2 separate regions of the Homo sapiens genome follow, and region 1 is linked to region 2. Evidence: chromatin loops called from intact Hi-C (ENCODE). Cell type or tissue: PC-3. All regions are shown on one strand. Region 1 overlaps LOC105370886 (a long non-coding RNA gene). Region 2 overlaps LRRC49 (leucine rich repeat containing 49).

Region 1 (2,500 bases), 68 kb after region 2:
TTTGCTTTTCTAGCTCTGAACTTTGTGCCTTTTCCAAAGTGATTCTAGGGATCAGCCTTCCAGTTTCCTACACAACAGCCTAAGGCATCTACAACTCCCAAACCAGTCCATGCCTCATTGCCATGGAGCCTGCTTCGGCCACATGCAGTGCCTGCTCAACAGAGGCAGGGATGTGCATAGCTGTTGTGTGCAGGAGCTGATTTATTAAGAAGTCCAACTGGCCAGAGCCCCCAAGAGAAACTCTCTTTGGGAACAGTGGGTGCTGTTGACTGCTTGCACGTGTCATTGCTTCAGAGGTCTTTAGTCTTTTCTGTCTGAACACCCTCAAAGTGGGGAAGTGACCTCTGATCATTGGATACTTTCCTAAGGGGAGTAGCAACAGTCTACAGGTATTCCTCCTGTGGTTATTCTGACAGTGGTAGGCTTAAACCCGGTAGAGAGGTCTTGCATTCTATCTGGTGGAGTGTGTGGCACAGAAACAGTTACGAAAACAAAAGCTTTTACCCTACTCTCCCACCCATCAGAAAGAGCACTGACTTTTAAAAAATATTTCCCCTTGCAAATCCTCAGTCTCAGAAGCAGGGCATTCGATTATGTTGTCAACACAAATAGATCTCATAAAATTCAAAGTTAAAGTCACTTCTGACAGTTTCTTAGCCTATAAAATGAGGGGGTTAGATCAGATAATCTCTAAAGGTCTTTCCGTCTTTCACAGCTTGTGACTTTATGGCTTTAGTCAACAGTATAAAACAAGGGCAAACGGCAAAAAAAAAAAAAAAAAAACAAGAAGCCTTAAAACTTAGCACAGGCTCTGGAGAATCTACAGGTATTTCAAAAAGACAGTTGACTTGAAATGTAGGAAGCCCAAATGAATTCTGAAATAGAGTAGAACCGTGAGAACGTGCTTGTAAAATGTGTCACCACCCACTGCCTTCCAACTGGCTCTGGGGCCTTTCCAGCACTGGGTGGTATCTGACTGATAAGTATCATTCTTTGTTAATGTAACCATGGTTTGTCATGTTTGCCAAAGGCTGGAAGAAAATTGAGCCAAGAGCTGGAAGCCAGAAGTTCCCCATGCCTGCCCTACACATCCAGGCTCTGAGTTTTTACTTTTTCTACTATATTGCCATGCAAGTAACTTTAACTTTGCTTCTCTGTTCTCTGTCACTGAGAAATACCATGTCTCCATGGCAATAGGAATGCATTTACCTTCACCAAACCTGCTCAAATCCTTGCTGAACAGGACGTAGCAGGAGTTGACTTTCCAATGGTGGAGGTTCAGAGTACAGCCTGTAGCCACAGAGAAAAGTTGCTTGTTCCTGAAATGCAGACACACCTCCAATCCAGAGAGCAAGTCATCTCGTGGAGGAAGTGGTAGCTGTAAAAATTCAAATGGAAAAGGCATAGGTAAGAGACAAATTTTCTGAAAAGTTTGCCTTAAGTTTGGCACAGAATTTGGGACCATTGCTTTGGCAATCAATGACACTCAGAGGGGAACAGAAGCCTCCAGGATGGGTGAGGTGGCTCATGGAAAACAAGTGTGTGCAGGGCGGAGAGGAGAGGACCAGGACAGAAGGCAAGGGGTTGAGGGGGTTGCCGTTCTGGGTCTGTTCCTAACAGGCATGCTTTTTCCAGTCTTTTCATGCCCTCATAAACCTTCACTTGGGCTGGTGGAGTGTTGCATTTCTTCATTTAGTCATTGAGTCATCCATTCCTCACTTACTTACCAGCTCATTCATTCAGAAAGCCTTTATTCCACACCTACCATGTGCCAAATAATTGTATTCAGCACCAGTTCACTCGGATGAATAGGGCATGGTCCCTGCCCACCAGGCTCACAGCCTGGGTTGAAGAGGTAGATGACTAAACAGGCGCATGCAATTCAACATAGTACGTGCCTCTTTGGAGTAAGCACGGATGTGGTGGGAGCACAGTAGAGGGGCAGCGAAGCCCACCTCGGGGAGGAGGTACAGTGGGGTTTTGAAAGGAGGGCCTCCCTTAAGGCTGCTGAAAGATGTGGTGTTATTTTTTATTTTTTACTTTTTTGTAAGAGACAGGATCTCATTGTATTGCCCAGGCTGGAGTGCAGTGACTATTCACAGGCATGATCACGGCTCACTGCAGCCTCAAACTCCTGGCCTCAAGTGATCCTCTTGCCTCAGCCCCACAAGTGGCTGGGACTCTGGCAAGTGTAGTGCTATTTAGTGGGTAAAGAGGGGGATAGGAAAGAGTCAAAGGGTATTCTAAGTTCAGGGGCAGCTTTCACAATGACTCAGAGACAAGGAAGAACATGTAGGGCTTGGAAGTCTGTAAGTGGTTCAGACAGCTCAGCTGATGAACTAACCCCACACACATCATGGTGGGCGTCACTGAAGCATTTACTGGGCAGCTCCTGTGAAGAAATCAGCTTGCTTGAGCTAAACATGTGAAATGAGTTCATTTGGCTTGACCATATTTAACTCCATGTGGCTGGGTTAAATGAAATGTTTCATCCTTTGGA
Region 2 (2,500 bases):
GCTTGTCACAAGGTAATCCCCCAGCTACTCAAAAGCCATGTTCTTTTAAAATATTAATTTGGAAGGAAAGAGAGAAGCTATGCTTCCACCTCTACTAAATTTAAACACTCCTCCAGAGGAAAAAAAAAACATCTTTAATATGTTGTTAGTCTTATTACAATATCTCTTGAAATTCAGAAGACCTCTTTATTGTAAGATTAACTGTAATCAACTTTCTGGCACAGTAACTGTGTTTCCCTGCAGCTGATACAGTACAGGTAGATACTTAACTCCAAAAATTCAGCATACTATGAGGAGACTGTACATCTCTGGATCAATGTACAAGCAGCTATATGAAATTTGCATCAACCATGGTATTTCTGTAACCTCAGAATCAGCCATCTGCTGAAGATGTTGGGTAAATCTGAATCTTCAGATGACTTTTAATTTCTCCAGCTAGTTCTCAAGAGGGTTGGCTCAGTCTTGTGTACTCATGTATACTATTTGGTACTTCCCCCGAGGTGAGGTTGTGAGTCCCTGGAAGGACCTAATAATTAGTCCTAAAGGTTTTCAAAGTTAGCCCAGACTGGAAATAGAATGGTTATTTTTACTGTGGGTGACTGAGTCTCCCTTAATTGAGGTAACACACCGTTACCTCAGTTAACCCTAAATGGTGTATTTACCCAGATATGGATTATTACTAGAATAATACCCATTATTATCAAACTTTGAATCAGGAAGGAATAGTGTAGTTATATAAAGTGGAGAAGAATTAGAAAGAATTAGAAAGAACCAATATAATTTATTCTGATTTAAATTTCTGAAAATCTCAATGCCAGGGATATTTGACACTTTATTAAAATACCTAAAATATATTCCTGTTTGTTAGGTCCTTGACCTTAGATAGTAATGTTACACTGCATTTTTACTTCTCTGTGTATAAAAAAGAATGATATTGCTTGAGGTAGAATTAAATTGAATTAATAGCATCAAGAAAACATGGAGTAGTGGCCTGCATTGGCCACTAGGTGACTATATTGGACCAAACACTACTTAGTTATTAGCTAAGGAAGAATTTGAAGTCTCCTTAACTGTGAAGATCCAGGGAAGGGAAGAGAGTTAGCCTGCACTGATTCATAGGTATGTTTGTGAATTATTGGTTTGTTTTAAAGAAAATGCCTGTGAAGAGTATTACAGATAGTGTCAGGAACAAATTTTCAAAAGATCCAAAATTTAATTATACCAGGGTTTCTAAACCTTGGCTCTGTTGACATTTTGAGCCAGATAATTCTTTGTTGTGGGGGCTGTCCTCTGCATTGTGACATGTTTAACAGCAACCCTGGTCTCTACCCACTAGATGCCCGTAATGTCCAGAAATAACTAAACATGTCTCCAGACATTGCCAGTTGTTCTGTAGGGGGCAAAATGGCTCTTGGCTGGGATCATTGAATTATATATAGACAAAAAAACAGTATTTAAAATGTAAGCAACCCTATTTTATATTAAAGAAAATATCCCCAGATAGTAATACAGGTACTGCTTTCAGCTTTTAGTACTTTCTTGGTTAATGTAAGAATGGGTCCTCATAGGGTATACTTGTGACAAGTTATTCTTTTTGGGGAGAAAGACTGATAGAATGAACAGGAGCATCCTTGCTAATTCAGTGAAAGTTCCATCTCTCAGGAAGGGACAAAATTATCCCTATAGGAGCAAGGTATGACCAACACCTTGGCTTACCTTTGACACATTATTAAAATGAATCTATCCCATTGATACTTGGGAATTTTTTCCTCTAAATCATTCTAATCCAAGAAGCTATAGGATTTCTGAAAAAAAAAAATACTAAAAATTGAAGGTACCTCAAGTGTAATTCTCAGGAAAGACAGCTTCTAAATCAGAGCTGACTCATCACCTCCAATCAGCTTCCATCATCATGAACCACAATTATACGTCTTCATTTTAACTCAAGAAAGAAAAATATCAATGAAAACTCTTCTTTCCACAGCACAGGAGAATGTGCTTTTGTGGGCTTAAAAGATAATATTTAATTTGGATCTCTCTTTGGGATTATATCAGTTTTATTCAGCTAAGAGTTGGTGTCATTTTTTTACCCCTTTCTATTGTGTCTCTTCAGGTGACACAGAATGATATGATAATGGCTGAAAGGCTCTTTGGAATCCTAGCACATGTAGCATCTTCTGAGTTACCCCAGTATCGTCTGATTTCCATTCTGGGTGATGCCAGGTAACCTTTAATTTTTGTAGTTTTTTATAGAATTACTGTTACACTAGAAAAAGAAATAAATTCCACATACCTCCTAACTATGCTAATTATGTGTTCCATAAACATGTATCCTAGACTGGCCTATTGAAAGTGTTGGGGATCTTAAGATAAATAAGATGAAGTCCTTATTCTCGTATGGCTTATAGTCTAATAAGTTAAAGATATACACATACAATTAAAACGTAATGTTTCAGGTGCTATAAGGGAGGGCTGTAGGAGGGACTAACCATATTTTGGA

The links. A loop is a pair of places that touch in the nucleus more often than their neighbours do. Peaks named below come from ENCODE experiments on the same cell type or tissue, not always from the same donor. Only the 100,000 strongest peaks of a DNase experiment are listed, where the experiment ranks them.
Region 1: it touches region 2 in a loop (4-fold over the local background); 4 of 110 quality-filtered maps call a loop at or near these places.

What each region holds. Positions count from the first base shown.
Region 1 is chr15:71,078,588-71,081,087 of GRCh38, forward strand. It overlaps LOC105370886 (a long non-coding RNA gene), which reads right to left. Exons shown (of 5, transcript XR_932439.2): 4 at 1,210-1,378. Among named protein-coding and RNA genes, the nearest start is that of THSD4, 36 kb to the right of the region's middle. In PC-3, no CTCF peak of the experiment used is centred here; a DNase peak (open chromatin) is centred at 944; H3K4me3 peaks cover 459 bases; H3K27ac peaks cover 2,500 bases.
Region 2 is chr15:71,010,691-71,013,190 of GRCh38, forward strand. LRRC49 (leucine rich repeat containing 49) reads left to right here. Exons shown (of 16, transcript NM_017691.5): 14 at 2,114-2,223. Among named protein-coding and RNA genes, the nearest start is that of THSD4, 100 kb to the right of the region's middle. In PC-3, a CTCF peak has its summit at 999 (motif pointing right); a DNase peak (open chromatin) is centred at 1,051; H3K27ac peaks cover 736 bases.